2 separate regions of the Mus musculus genome follow, and region 1 is linked to region 2. The links are chromatin loops, found by intact Hi-C in ENCODE. Cell type or tissue: gastrocnemius. All regions are shown on one strand. Links, peaks and the distances in the headings refer to the core of each region. The heading gives the core; the rest is flanking DNA.

The links. Peaks named below come from ENCODE experiments on the same cell type or tissue, not always from the same donor. Only the 100,000 strongest peaks of a DNase experiment are listed, where the experiment ranks them.
Region 1: it touches region 2 in a loop (2.6-fold over the local background); 1 of 42 quality-filtered maps calls a loop at or near these places.

What each region holds. Positions count from the first base shown.
Region 1 is chr15:78,236,488-78,244,404 of GRCm38, reverse strand. It overlaps a transcript of Ncf4 not described here. Among named protein-coding and RNA genes, the nearest start is that of Ncf4, 4.4 kb to the left of the region's middle. In gastrocnemius, for the core only: a CTCF peak has its summit at 4,709 (motif pointing right); a DNase peak (open chromatin) is centred at 4,730; H3K4me3 peaks cover 3,102 bases; H3K27ac peaks cover 4,026 bases.
Region 2 is chr15:78,397,409-78,405,325 of GRCm38, reverse strand. Tst (thiosulfate sulfurtransferase, mitochondrial) reads left to right here. Exons shown (of 2, transcript NM_009437.5): 1 at 1-87; 2 at 5,296-5,770. The coding sequence ends at 5,594. Among named protein-coding and RNA genes, the nearest start is that of Tst, 4.5 kb to the left of the region's middle. In gastrocnemius, for the core only: no CTCF peak of the experiment used is centred there; DNase peaks (open chromatin) are centred at 2,702, 3,181 and 3,772; H3K4me3 peaks cover 320 bases; H3K27ac peaks cover 2,877 bases.

The sequences.
Region 1 (7,917 bases), core at 1,744-6,743, 160 kb after region 2:
AAGCCCCCGCTGCTGGCTTCAGAATCCCCAAGGCCCCGTGGGCTGCCTGCTCTCCCAATCTCTCTTCCCTCATTGCCACCACATTCCCAATGCTCCTCTCCTATCTCCTGTAGGTCTCAGCTCAGAAGCTGCCCTCTAAGAAACAAACCTGTCCTCACCAGACCCTCCCTGCCACTCTCCGGGCTTTTCCTGCGGCAAGCTCTCACCAGCGGGGTTCCCTACCCCAGTGTGTTCCAAACGTGTGTTTGTGTGTTAGGCTTCTTCCAGGCCAGCACTACGCTGCGGACACCCAGATTATGTGAGCAGAAGGAGGAAGTTCTTCGTCAGCTCCTTCTAATGCTTGGTTCTGTAGGGAGCTCTCCAAAGCCTACAGTGAGGATGGGCCCAGCAGCCCAGAGAATGTCCCCCAACCCCCAGCTCCACTTGATGGTATGCTAAGACAGAAGGAGAGATGGCAGCCTGCCCAGCCTGCCTGAATCAGGCTCCTATCTCCCCAACTTTGGAACGTGGCTGTGGGGACAGGGCTTTCCCCCTGAGGAATCTGGAACGGCCTATGTTTCTCACCTTAAATGGGGCTGGATTGGAAGCAGTCTCAGACTCCTCAGGATCTGGCTCCAAGAATATAGAATGTTTTAGGATCCTTACTTTAAAATGTCCCCCCTCCATCCTGTCACCCTGAAGGGATCTTCTGGCCCTGACCCAGCCCAGAGAGGATGAACCTAGAGCTCCCAGGATAGAGTCTGCCCAGTGAGAACTGCCCTCCCCGTGGCCAGGCAGGGCATGGGCTCCTGGGGAGACAGAAACGAGGATGAAGAAAGTCACAGGAGGGGACAGGAAAGTGGGAGAGGGACACTCCACCAGTGACTGCATGTTCATCAAGGCCTTTGCACTGCACAGATAGATCAGGGTGGTAGAGGAACGTAGAATGGACGGTCTGACCTACTCCCAGCACACAGAAGTACCGCAGTTCACAGAGTTAGCTCTTTTAAGCATACAAATCCCTGCTCAAGACAAGGAAAGGTGATCTGAGAGGTCTAAGACGAGCAGGAATTGTACCCATGACTGAGGATGGAGACTGATACCCAGGCCTAGGGAACGGCAAACACATGTGTTACTAAAGATGAGGCTCCAGTGACTGGCCAGAGACCAGATGCAGGTCACATGTCCCACTGCTGGCAGGAAGTCCACCTTGAGCTCTCATGTGAAGCTGGATATCACAGCAAACACCGAAGAGGGTTTCTCAGCCATTGGCCTGGGTGCCCGAGGAAGCGAAGGAAGTTCTCCAGCCACGGGTAGACAGAGGGAGCCTCGAGCCTGAAGCCCCCACTGGTGTGAAATCCAGAGAAAAGCTGGCTCTGAACTGTGCTGAGGAAGCAGTTCGGAGTCAGCACTACACAAAACTGCAAATCCAGGCGCCTTGGACTTCAGAAGAATTCACACCTGAGGAGCTAGACATGATTCAGAGGCTCTGGCTGGGCCTCGGGGCTCAGGCGTCCCAGCTTTTGGAGGAAACAACCAGGGGAGCAAGGAGGGGTGCAGTGGAAGAGGGGGGTCTGTGAGCACAGAGGTACAAGCTTGGCCCCTGCAGAGGAGAATGTTGGTCAACAGGTGGTCATGAAACAGGAAATGGTGACATTGCTTCCACAAGAGAATGTCACATAGCACTAGTGAGAGACTGTGTCACAGCATGCCTGTCCTGGCTTGAAAATGTGCTGGTTTGGGGCTGGGATGCAGAGCACTTGTGTAGCGTGAGTGAAGCCCTGGGCTCAGTCCCAGCACCAAATAAAACAAGGGTAAGAACACATGTAATCCCAGTTCTCAGGACGTGGAGGCAGGAGGACCAGGAGTTCAAGGCCAGTTTGTGCAGAGACGAGTACAACTGTGTGTGGGCAGGTATGCCTGTTTCTGAGGGTCTCTAAAGAGCCTCTGACTCGGAGAGTGGTGACGTCACAAGCAGAGCGAATACTTTTCTCTGATGGAGTCTTGGTGGTGGCCCATGTACACACACACACATATACACAGAGAGACACACACAGGCACAGACACGAATATACACACACACATACATGCACATGCAGACACAGACACACATACACAAACATGCACACAGAGACACGCACATATAGTCACAGATACACACACATACACTCACAGACACATATACATAAACACACACAGGTACACACAAGCATACATACACACACATGCACACAATGCACACACACACAAACACACACATACACATATATATACACACATCATGCACACAGAGAGATACAGAAACACACAAAGATACACACACACAGAAACACACACAGACACACACACATACACATACAACATACACACATACACAAACACATCACATACACACAGACACACACTCAAGCACATACACACAAGGGCAGCATGTCCTCCCACAAGCCAACATATTCTAAACCATTTCTCCTTTATTTTTCTTTTTGGCTTTCTCTCTCCCTCTCCCTCCCCCACCCGTGTGTGTGTGTGTGTGTGTGTGTGTGTGTGTGTGTGTGTGTGTGTGTGTTGAGCCCTCTAGGCCACCTGACCAGGTCCCCTCAGTCCCCCCCTTCCCACACTCCCACACTCAGCCCCCCTCCCCCCCCCCCGACCCCTGCAGGATTATCCTGTCTGTGTTCCTGACTCAGCCTGGGAGCCACCTGGGCAGCAGGGGCCAAGGGTGTCCTAGAAGGGACCTGGAGTCCACGCTGGGCCAAGCCTGCCCTTTCTCCCTCTGTCTTCCGTCCCTGCTTGCGGTTCTGCTGAATGTGGTTATTTCTCTGGCTCCTTTTACAGAGAATGCTGCTGCTAATTTTATGTGGAGCTCTGAGGCAGTGTAATTGGAAGCCAGACACCCTGTCAGCAGTGGGCTCCCGTCCTGAGCTGCCATGCTTCCTGCTCTCCTCCCGTCCCGGCTCCTCATTTCATGCAGCCACCTGTCCCAGGGAGAGAGGAGTCACCCAGGCCCCTCAGTCCGCCCCTTAAATAAGAAAGCCTCCGTTGCTCGGCACACATACCAAGCAGCCGCTGGTGCAATCTTCCCGACTCCAGCTGACTCCCCACTTCACCTTCGGCGTGGGCCAGCCTGGGCTACACGGCAAGCCCTGTCTCAAACAGACAGATAGCCATCGAAGCTCAAAGGCCACATGGAGACTGGCATGTTTCATTTACAGAAGAAAGTTCTCAACCCCTGACTTCTGTCAGGCTTCTTCCACATCTCCCCAATGCTAGCCGCTTAGTGACCAGGTTAGAGACTTGAAATTAGCAAGTCAGAGGGAGGAATGAATTGCTAGAGGGAGTTAAAGGTAGATAGGATTTAAACAAAAGACTAACAATAACCAAGAAACTACAGCATAAAAAAAGAAACACCACACACTCAAACCAGGTGTCAAGGGCCATTCGGAAAGGGATAGCTCCAGGGGATCCAGGTTTTTGGGTACCCCCAGAGCAAGACTGAGCATGCTCAGAAAATAGCTGAGAGGAGAGAGAGAGAGAGAGAGAGAGAGAGAGAGAGAGAGAGAGAGAGAGAGAGAGAGAGAATGGGCAGGGCACAAAACATCCAGCACTGTTCAAGCCCTCCTTGTGTGGGCATAGGAACCATGAAAATGCAGACAGCCCCATTTAGGGGACAAGGCAGAGAGCTGTCAGCAGTCAGGGCTAGGAGCCCAAACAGCAGGACCTGAGAGGACCCTGGGACCCCTTGCGACGCTGGCTGTTCTGCCATCTGCAGCAGCTGCTTCCTTGGGAACAGAAGGAAAATCCCTGATTAGAGAGAGCAAGAGTCCCGGGGTTCCCTCATGCACCAAGTTCTCCTGTCCTGACCCACATGTGTCTCCCTTCATAATTTATGAGGGGAGTTTCACTGGACGCCTCCCTGAGCCATAAATAGCCATCGCTGGCCGATCCCAGGCAGAGCCGAGTACCCAGAGGCTGGGGGGAGGCTGAAAAGGCAAATCCCATGAAGGTAAGGCCCCACCCTCCCGGAGGCAGAGCTGGTGTGAGGTCACAAGCATCACATGCCCCGGCACTGCCGCCTTCTTGGCCACGAGTTTGTGCATCCAGTTTCCTAAATTGAGATAATATTTGTCTCTCAGAAGTATGTTAGCTATCTTGGGCCCTCAAGATGGCTCGGTGACTAAAGGTGTTTGTAGCCAAGCCTGCCCACTTGAGTTTGATCTCTAGGTCTCACATGATGGAAGGAGAGAATTGATTCCTAAATGTTGTCCTCTGAACGCCACGTGCATCCTGTTGGCACGTGCAAACCTACACACACACACACACACACACACACACACACACACACACACACACACAAAAACAATAAAAAAATGTAAAAAGCAGTCATCTAGTCAACAGGGTAATGAGCATCTACTGCACAGACGGCTCCAAACACACCTTGTAGCACTTGTGTTGATGAAGGAAATGAAAGCTTAGTCCAATATCAGGTACATAATAGGTGGAGAGGGAATTATAGATGTTAACATTATTCATGATAATTTCCTTAGTATGACTTGACCCCTCCTTTCTCTCTCTCCCCAGCACATCTGCCTCCCATTTGCCTTGCTCCTGTCTATGATACAATTTATCATATTGAAATCCCCTCACCTCCATATTTAGTCTCGTCTAGAACAGCTCCCCATTTGTTGCATTTTTATGTCAATGAACACCAGGGGGCACTATGACTCTAGTCGGGCTTCCTTTCTGCGGCGCCACCTAGAGGAGGACTTAAGCATCAGCCCCCTGGATTGTAAGTTAAGGTCTGAGCTCTTCTTGGATGTCCACGGACCATAAGTATGAAATTGCATGGGTGCGCACTGAGAAGAGTTTGTGCTACCACACGGCCCATGAACTGTGGGGGAGGAGCTGTGCGGCAGCCCGTAGGAGAGAGCCCTGGGCCAGCTTGAAATGGGGCGGCTTTGATTACTCTTCCTTCACCCCCACACTGAGGTTCATAGATAGGGTGGATCAGGGTCTCTTGCCTGCTCTGGAGATGTGAAGACTGAGGCGCTACGAGGTTAGGAGGCTAAAATAACTCAGTGAGTGGCGGAGAGAGGTGTAGAGCTCCACTCTGGCTGACTCCAGAACTCATGCTGTTGTTAACTGTGCCATATGCCATTCAATCAATCAATCAATCAATCAATCATCCGCGACACAAGCGTTCATATGCTCCACTCTGAAGCAGGTAACAGTAGACGAAGACAAACTCAGTACATTGCTGTCAAGCCTCTCAGAACGCTGTTAAGGTACACTAATGAACCCTGTGTACAGCACGCCTGGACAGATGCATGCACACATTCACATATGCTTAGTTATGCATACAAACATGCCCCCTCATACAGCCATACACACCCATGCACTGGAGCTATTGTCTTACACACACATGCCACACACAGTCTTTGCTATAATGAAGGAGAGACTGGGAAACCCACCTTTAGTATCTAGTTTCTCTGATTTCCAGTGCAGTGCCATGCACAGGGGTGTGGAGGGCAGCCTTGCTGTTTCAAAGGGAGTCAGGAAAAGACAAGGAGTCAAAAAAAACAAAACCCAAAACCCTAGATAGGCTCTGGCTCTGTAAGCTGTCACCTTCTGGCACTGAGCTGACCCTTCAGGAGTCCAGGGATACCCCCATTTGGGCCTGGCTCCAGGTTGTCCTCAGGAGATGGCTGCTCCCAGGCACTACATCTCGCTGGCTCTGAGACTGGGCTCCTGCCCTGCAGAGTCTGGGAACAATTGCCCCAAAGGTCCTTGGTTGGTGGTAAAAACTATTTCCTCTCAAAACCTGGCTCCTGTTCTCTGGTTTTCTTGTCTATAAAGGGCACTTAGCTAGACCCTCATATAACTGAGGGCTTCATAAATATTTGAGGAGAGAATGGAGAAAAATATATATATATATATATATCGCTAACATCGGCACAATTTGAACGTGTTACACACTTTGCCTGAGTTCTTGACTAGTGTGGCAGAGACTGCCTGCCCTGGTATACTCCACTCTTCTCATCTCCTTTACTTAAAAAGCCTGGGGGTAGCAAGGCGACTCGTGGCCACTCAGCTAAAAGTAATGTTGTGGTTTGATATAATGCTCGTATTATGTGAATTGGGTCCTCAAAATTGTAGGAGAAGCCACTTGTCCACACGTTAAGATGCTGAGGATCCCTGCCCCCATTTGGTTTTGATTGGTAACTAAAGTAGCAGGCAGCCAATGGCTGGGCAGGAAGACAGAGGGGGACTTTTAGAATTCCTGGACAAGGAACCGAGGGAGGAGGAAGGATAGCTGCCATGCTGGGAAGGAAGAAGGAGACACTAGGCCTAAGCAGTGCAGAAGAGAGAGCATAGCCACCATGCAAAAGTGGCCTAGGAGGGCTGCAGGTCAGGGTCTGGGGCAGCCAAGATGGAATAGGTTTTAGTAAGGGATGAGTTGAGATTGTCAAAAAAGTCCATCAGCCACTTGGAGGTTAGAAAAGTGGCCCAACCATTGTTTAAGGCATATTATATTTTAAGGCGCCCTGTGTGTGTGTGTCTTTCATTTGAGAACCCAGAACATTGGGGAGGGTAGCAAGGAATGCACTGATTTGAGTAGCTTATATGGGTTCTGCAACAGTAATATTTCCCAGTTGAGTTAGTCTGTTATCCCCCTACTGGAACGAAATACCAGAGACTGGTGAGTTGGTAAAGAAACGTAGCTTTTTTTTAACTTATGGTTTGGGAAGCTGAAAATCCAAATAGCATTATGCTGGCTCTATTGAGGCACTCCCTGGCTGCATCACACCAGCGGAGGATGTCACAGGGTACATGTGACAAGATGCTCACACGGAGAGACAGGAAGCAAGAGCTGGACTTAGGGATCAGGATCCACTTAAAAGAACACCTGAAAGCCATCTTGGGGTGGGTCCCATTAGAACCATCTTAATTCCTTCCTAGGGTGGGGCCCTCAGAGAAATAAGGATCACCCACTAGAACCTAGCATCTTCTTCTTTCTCTGTATAGCCCTGGCTATCCTGGAACTCACTGTGTAGACTAGGCTGGCCTCGAACTCAGAAATCCGCCTGCCTCTGCCTCCCAAGTGCTGGGATTAAAGGCGTGCGCCACCACCGCCTGGCTAGAACCTAGCTCTTAAACTGTGGGCCACAACCCTATGTGAATACCCCACCCTCTGCATGCGGTCACATAACTGTGGAAACCACACACAAACAATATCCTCATTAAAAAGTTTCTGACCCACACTCAACCAAAAATTACCTCGAAATCAAAAGCGTAATGGCCCTGGTGTTTCTGGCAATTTTATCGTGTGACATCACTGAAGCAGCAGTTCTGAACGCATGTGCACTTTGCCAAGGTTGTGACATCACATTTCACCATGCTGACGAGCGAGCATTGCCTGAAACACGTGGACTTGGACTCCAGGCGATGATACACTATGAGATGCATAAGCGGTTTTCTTCTCTCATGGAAACATAATAGAAAACTGTAACATTTCTTTCCATCATTTCTCAATACATAAGCATCAGACTGGGGTATCTCTGCATTAGTTTAGTCCTTGGTGAATTTAAAATTACACACACACACACACACACACACACACACACACACACACATCAAAGAACTGTTTGAAAATAAAATTTATTGTCAGTAAATATTTGATTGGTATACCTGTTTATGCATCTATATACCCAGGTCCTGTGTTAGAATGTTTGATTGTTAAAAGTTGCTGCCTCAAGTTTTGTTGTTCTAAAGTATCATTTGATGAATTTTAGCCAGGAGTTAGCACAGAGTCTCCAACTAGTTTTTGAAATGGTTCTGAGCACACTGTGGAAATCACATACAAAAAAATGTCCCCATTTAAAAAAAAAGCTGTTGATGGTTATAATTCAAAATATCAACTCGAAAAACCATTGAAGACTT
Region 2 (7,917 bases), core at 1,811-6,810:
AGAATCTCCAGTCTAAAAGGTTCCAGCTGGTGGACTCTCGGGCCCAAGGACGGTACCTGGGCACACAACCGGAGCCGGATATAGTAGGTAGGTGTTCCAGTGGCCCTTGGGAGGATTGCACAACAAAAGGATGGGGAATCAAAAAACCCCTGGATCCCTCAGGCCCTCTAGGTAGACTTGTCTTTCCATCTGTAAAATGGGAGGGTACGGCCAACCTTGAAGTCTTTTATAGCGCTCATACATGGGGGCCCTGTGTGCCATAGCCGGGTGCTAACAAGCTGCCCCTATTAGGTGACTGGGGTCCTGTCCATCCATGGTCCACTTCCAGGCACCAGCGCTCCCACATGCAGTAGATGTACGAAAAGGTGTTCTCTCCACAAGCAGTCATTTGTATGGCTGCACAGAGGTCTACAAATCTCTTCCCACTCTCTCCATCCCAGAAGCCCTTTCAAATATCAACAAGGCCCTTCTGAGCTCTTCTGGGACCCTGGCTAGTGTCTGTGAAAGGCACCTCAGTTCATAACCTCAGCAAGTGGCTGCGACCTGTCTGTTACAGCAGCTATCAGCCAGGGAAATGGACGGGATGAAATACCTGACTTAGATGAAGCACTGGGGGATTGTTACTTGGTCAGTTAAGTGGTAGAATCTGGATTTGAACCTGGTATCATTTTGTTTTAACCCAGGGTTCGAAATCCAGATATAAATCCATTCAGTCCCACCACCATTTCCTAGGGTTCAGGGGCTCCTCCTGTGCTAGGTATTCCTGGAAAGATGGCCCCTTGGGTCCCCTTTGGTATGTGTGAGAAAGCCTGAAGAAGTCTGTATAGTTTAGGAGTCAGGAAAAAATAAACTCAGGAGATGAAATGCTGCTTTCTAGAGGCGCCTGACCAGAGGCAACCCCAAGTTTTGGCCCACCTCACCTCTCTCTCTCTCTCTCTCTCTCTCTCTCTCTCTCTCTCTCTCTCTCTCTCTGCCTCCCTCATCAGTAAGACTTAACTCCAGGATACATTTTGCCTAACTTGTTTCAAAATGTTGCCTAAAAAGTTTCAAAACTTGCCTACAAAGTTTCAAAAACTTGTCTCTTCCTTTCTGCCAGCTGATGTCAGCAACCCTGTTTTTACAGTCTTAGTACTAAATTCTCATCCCACTGGACAGAGGGGGCCTTGGCACACAGGCAGCAGTAGATCAAGGCCACACATGGAGTTGGCAGAGGCTGGCATTGCTCCAGTCTCACTCTCTCCAGGCCTTTGATTTCTCCCGCCTGCTTGGCTCTGGGAAGGTCAGAGGAGAAAGATGCATGCTTGTTAGGCACTTTCCAGAGACTCTGAACCTGGGATGCCTCCTGGTCTTGACTCAAAACCCCATTTTCTTCTTGGAACTGAAACTGGAGGAAGGGAGAGTGGAGCTGGCCATTGGGCTTTCCTGGCTGCAAACCAAGAAATGAGTGATAATGGGGCCCAGACATAGCGTCCTATCATTTTACAGACGAGGAAAGTCGGGGCTTGTAGAGGGGACACAGGCTGCCTGAGTTCTAAGGTCCCTCTCTTCTCTCTGACTCTTCCTACCTTTTCTGATTGCCCTGAAGTGCCAGGGAGACTGGGTTCTCATTCCAGCTCAGCCACTTTTATGTGGAGGGTTCAGCCCAACTGCTTGACCTTGCATTTCCTGGTTGTTGATAAACAAGCAGAGGTCCCCAGCCCTGTCACAGTACATGGCTTTTGTTTCAGGGGCTCTTTGGAGGGGACGGCACTGGGCAAAGTCCAGGGGCCATCTAGACAGGCAGGGAGGGGCTACTTGACCCATTCTGTGAGAGGATTTGCTGGACACAAATGCACACCACCAAGGTCATGGTCTGCTCTGTGGGATGGGTTCGGGGAGGTTCCTCCGGGTTCAGCAGTCCAGATACAAAGCATGGGATGTGGGGGGTGGGGAGGCCTTGACTGGGTGTTCCTGAAGGTACTGAGAGTGGCAGAAATGAAAAGCAGGTCTTCAGAGACCCAGTGGCAACTTCCTGCCCTGGGGGGTGGGAGTGGGAGTAGGGGGGAGGGGCAGTTGCCTGCCCCTCAGGCCTTCATGCGCCTTCCAGAGTCCTGAGTAAGCATGCAGAATAAAAAAAAGAATATTCAGATGCAGCTGTGTGTCACACAGGCAGGAACACTAGCAAACAAAGACAGATGTAAGTCAGGCCCCCAGAGTCTGGGCAACCAGAGTAAGTAGGAAGGATCACAGAGAAGAGAGGCATCTTAGAATTCAGGGATCTCTAGGGCCTTTGCCAGTAGTAGGTTGTCTCCCAACTCCAAGCCTCAGTTTTCCTCATCTATAAAATGGGAATTCTGCATTTGGACCCGGTGGCACTCATTTCTCAGTTGTTGAGCCTGGGTACCTGTGACCTTGTTATTTCACCTAGGGGTGGGTGAGGAGGAGGAGAGAGGAGGGTACTGGTCCATGCTGAGGACTTTGATTTGCAGACCCCTTGCTTCTAGAATCTTCAGTAGTCTTGTAGAGGCTCTGGCCCCACTCTACTGAGGTCTGCAGGCCCCAAAGTAAGGCTTGCCTAAAGCTGCCGTGGAGAGTGGAGTGAGCAAACATGAGGACAGAGGCAGGAGAGGTCACCACTCCATGTGGTTGCTATGTACGAAGGAGGAACCCCTCTGCCTAGGGCCCCGCCTTTTGGGCCACAGCCAGGGTGCCTTTGGGATTGGATTCCCTATCTTTGGGATGAAAGCCAGGAAGGTCCAAACAGGTTTTCCTGGGCTCCAACAACCGTGCCCATCCATGCCCTGAGGGCTCTTAACGTGCCTCCTGACTTGAATGAAAGCTACTAAGCCAAGCCTGGAACACACGTTCCTAGACTTCTAGGCTATTGGGGGACACCAGAAGTCAGCTCGGTAATACCTTACCCCAGCCTTCTTTTCTAGGGGAGCTCATAATGACTAAAAACCATAGGCTTTGGAGTCTGACTTGATTTCCCATGCCTCTGTTATGAGGGAAGTTATCAAATCTCTCTGTGCCTGGAATCCCCATTAGATCTGGGAGGAAAGTCTCTTCAGTTTTGTGAGGAACGAGGGAGATATAATTCTCTATAGAACCCACTTTTGGGGTGCTGGCTGCAGAGGGGAGGAGAAGCCTGCTTCTAGCTGCAAGGCCGTCCTCTGGTTGGCAGTGTTCCAGAGTTCTCTGGCCTGGGCCCATGGGATCCCTGGCTGTCCCTCTGCACAAAGGCTGTGACTTCTGTTTCTGTAAAGTCCCCAGGCAGAGGCTGGGGAGGTGGCTCAGTGTGGAAACTGCTTGCCTCGTGACCATGAGGACCTGAGTTAGATCCTCCAATCCACTTAGTGACTATTGCTCAGGACTCCAGCACTGGGGGAGGCAGAGATGGGCAGATCTCTGGGACTCGCTGCAACCAGCCTTACTAAAACAGCAAGTTCCAGGGGCATGAACATCAGCCTAGGTGGTCCTCTGACATCCATGTGCTCCTTGACCCTTTCACCCACAGACAGACAGACAAACAGACAGACAGACAGACCCTGGGCCTTCCTAGCACAGTGGCCATTGCTACCTCCTCTGGCTGGTGCCAAGGCTTCTCAGTGTCTTTAGCTTCATCCTTACTTAGACAAGGCCCCCTTTATAGACTCAAGACAGCACCAAAGTTGGTTATGTCACCGACAAGAAGAAAACAGCCCTCAGAGGCTTGGTGCAAATGATCGCTCCCTACAGTGCCTGCAGGAAACTGCTGTATCCTGAGAGTTAATATCCACAGGCCAGCTGCTCCTCACTGGCAGGGTTACACAGAACTGGTTTCAGGTCACAGCAGGAAGACGTGTCTAGATGTCACACTGTATTATGCAAGCAGGGACATGTGTTCAGTCAGGGGACTGCTTGTGATAGTGATTCTAGAATCTTCTTTGGATTGACAGGGTTTCCATGTTGCTGCATGTACCCGACGAGTATTCGCTGTAAGCCCCATTCCTCTGCTTCCTACCACACCCACTATGCTGTTTCCATCTTGCCCCATGGTCCAAGTGTAATGGCTTGGTGGGGACTTGGGGAACCTGAAAAAGATGGAGGCAGTTCTGGCGTGGGCCGTACTCTCAGTACTGTCAGTGGAGGGGTGCAGGTGCCCAGGGAAGAAAGAAGTGACTGAGCATGAAGGGACTGACAGAGCGTGGGTCCTTTGGGTGCCACCAGGCAGCCATGGCCCCTCTCCACTGTTTCCGTTTTTATCAGTTTGATGTTTTCACATGAGGTCTCACTCAATAGCCCAGACTGACCTGTAGCTCACTATATAGACCAGGCTGGCCTCTAACTATGGATCCTCCTGCCTCAGCCTCCAGCATGCAAGGACAACAGCTGTGAGTGACCGCCCACTCTGACTTTTCCAAAGCCACACTGGGTGTGTCCTGCCTCCCCTCTGCTGTGCTATGCTTACACTTCAGAGGTGCGCGTGCGTGGAGGGAGCTGAACAACCACTGTCACTAGAGGGACCACAGCATGGGGGCAGGCATCATTCGGATTCAATATTATCCATGTCATTTGCCCTTGCCCAGGGGCATTCACTCCCCATGGGGACACTGAGGTGCAGAGGTGGCTGAAAATCAGTGTAGTAAATGGATGAGATGGGATTTGAACACGTACCTGATAGGAGATCCCCTTCTGTTTTCACAACTATGTGCCTCACAGAAACATGACTGGGTGTGGTCCTGGGTCGGCCTGTCCTCTGTGTCTTTAGCTGAGACATTTCATGTCAGTGCACCTCAGCATTTTCAATTGTAAAATAAATTCACAGGAGAGCTTCTTTAACGACTCACAAAGCTAGGCAGCTTTGGCTCTCTTGCAAACGGCTGCCTGGGGAAGTGGGGGCACAAAGTTTCTGTCCGCCATGTCCCTGGCAGCATCAAATTGAATAGAGTCTATGTAAATTCACCCCGTCTGCTTTCCCCAGTAATCCTGGGACATAGATGTGTACTACTGAACCCATTTCACAGGTGAGAAAACACAAAGTACAGAAGGCAGAGGTAATTCCCAGAAGACTAGGGGACAAACTAGGAGGGCCTGCAATGCACACAGATGTCCTCTCAAGAAGAAGTGACTTGGAACATCCTTCCATCAAGACAGATCTTGGGACAGGGGCGGCAGGCTTGGGTCTTACAGTTTGAGTGTTGACGATAAGCAGAGCCAGCAAGAAATTGAGTTGCCAAGAGAGCAAAGACATTACTTCTTTTGGTGATGGCCCCCAGATCCTCTAGTTTCCACCTTCCATGCCTCCCCTAATTCATATTCTCTATTACTGCCCAGGACTAGACTCGGGCCACATCCGTGGCTCAGTCAACATGCCCTTCATGGACTTCCTGACGAAAGATGGCTTCGAGAAGAGCCCAGAGGAGCTGCGTGCCATATTCCAGGACAAGAAGGTGGACCTCTCACAGCCCCTCATTGCCACGTGCCGCAAGGGGGTCACTGCCTGTCACGTTGCCCTGGCTGCCTACCTTTGTGGCAAACCCGATGTGGCTGTTTACGATGGCTCCTGGTCAGAGTGGTTCCGCAGGGCACCCCCAGAGACCCGTGTGTCCCAGGGGAAGAGTGGGAAGGCCTGAGTGTGTGCAGCCTCCTCCTCTGCCCACCCAATCCAGCCAGTTCCCTTCAGGGAGGTTGGTGTGACCTGCTGTAGGTTCACCTTTTAGGCTACGGATATTGACAGGGTTTTAGAATTGCTCTTGGTGCCTCCCTCCCTCCCTCCCTCTACATTGGAATAAAGTGCCTTTTCTCAGAAGTGTGTCTGCCTCCTTGCCCGGGTTCCACACTGCCCTGTACCTTTGCCAACCTTCAACCATGAAGGCCACACAGAAGACGCCTGGCCCTCTCCTGCATTGTGTGGCAGACTTTTCCTAAGATAATACACACATCTACTCACCCCAGAAAGGGAATCCGGGACAGACCAAAGCATGGTTACCAGACAGAATTGAAACTATGTTTCAGAATTGAAACATTTCCTACAGATGTGCTTTTCTTTTGTTCGTTTTGTCTTGTTTGAGGGGGTGGGATGTCTCAAGCCAAGGTACAACTTGTTGAACCAAGAAGTTTTTACTGGAGTTATTCAGGGTAGCAAGTGTAAATGGTCACTCATTAGGGATAACTCAGAAGCAGGTGTGTCACCATAGCCCACCCCACTGTGGGGGACAATTCACAGAAGCTGCATCCCTGGAGCTCTGCACAGCTTCCAGACTTACCCCAGGGTAAGACAATCTGCAACTCTGCTGGTCTCAGGGCCCTCCCCAGCACTTTTGACTTTTGACTCCGTGTTGTACTGCTGTAGAGGGAGCACAGGACTTTCAAATTTTTGTTCTTCCAGACACGTGACCTCTATTTACCTCTTGAGACTCACAAACATTGTTTCAATTTTGTCAGGTAGCACTAGTCAGGGATGATAGAGGATACTGAGAGTACCTGAGAGGACATAGGAAGGAGAACGAGGAAGGCAGAGAGAGAGAAAGAGAGAGATGAAGTAGAAGCTAGCCCAGTCCTGAGCCTTCAGCTGGCTATCTGCTCCATGCCCAGTGAGTCTTGAGGAAGAGAAAAAGTAGCCTTCTGAATGCTGCCCAAAGAATGCCTACACACCTGCTCAGAAACGGGCAAAGGGGAGATGGTCTTGGCCTTGACTCCCTTGCTGCCTCTGAATAGACTCTCTGGGGATGATGGAGGGTGAGGCAGCCGTGGAGGGGGTCTGCAAGCCTGGCAGCAGCAAGCTGCCATAGGTGAGCATTTCATGAAGAGGCAGATGGCATTTTTTTTTGTGGTTTTAGAACTTTATTGTAGAAAAGCAGGGAGAAATAGAGAAGGTAGAGAGAGGGAGAGAGGCTGGCCATGGCCACGTGGAGAGAGGGGGGAAGAAAGAGAGCAGACAGGTCATTGTTGACGCGTTTTAAGTTCTCCAAAAACAAGCTTTGAGACTGTGGGGTGAAATTCAGTCTCTTCTGGAGAGTCTGGGTCTTTCCTGTCCAGCCTTCCAGAGTGAAAGGGGGATCTGGAGGGCTAAGATCATATTAGGAAGGTAGCCCCACCCAGTGCTGGGGCAAAAGGGGCTCAGGAGATGCTGGGGCGGGGCTCTGAGGCTGCAGGCCAGGCCTTTCTCCTCCTCACACTGGCTTACCCCTCTTGGAACCTGGATGGGCCCAAGCATCTTTGGGGCAGAAGGACAAGTAGCCTTCTCCTGCTTTTCCCACCTCAATTTCTCACCTCAATTGCTCTCTCAGCATAATCTCAAGGCAGGAACAGAGTCTGGGAGGTGAACAGAAAGAAGTCCTGCAGCAGGCCCCTGAGGGCATCTGGGGAAAGGAGACACTGGCTCATAGGGAGGACAGTACAGAGACCCTGAGGCCACTGTGCATAGCTGGAGCCGTGGTCGAATCAGCAGAATGCAAGGATCCATGGCAGAGGAAAGGGAACATGTTAACTAGGGCTCTTCGGGTCAAGAGGATGACTCTGGCCTTTACTCTAGTTAAGATGGGCTGGTACAGGGAGGTTTTGAACAGGGAGAGGATGCCATTTGGGACAGGTTTGGCAGGGACCTATGGCTATGGGGCTGAGAGAAGTCTTCAAGGGGATTTGACTCACAGGGTCCAATGTGGCCTTCTGTGGTATGTGCCTTCCTGTTCCCTTAGAATGAGGTCTGGATGTGTGACTTGTTTATAGCCAACAAAACAAGGCAAAGTGGGTGGGAAGCCACTCCCAGGACTCCACATAACAAGGCTGATGTCTATTTCTTTTCAGGCTTTGGTGAAGTGTGTGGGGAGGCTCACACAGTGAGGGGCCGAGAAGCTAGTGGGGCCCTTATAATCCAGTAGAACACAAAGAAATGTCCCACCAACAGCCATGTATACCTGCAGGCATATTCGTCCCCAAGGCAGTCTCAAGATGAGC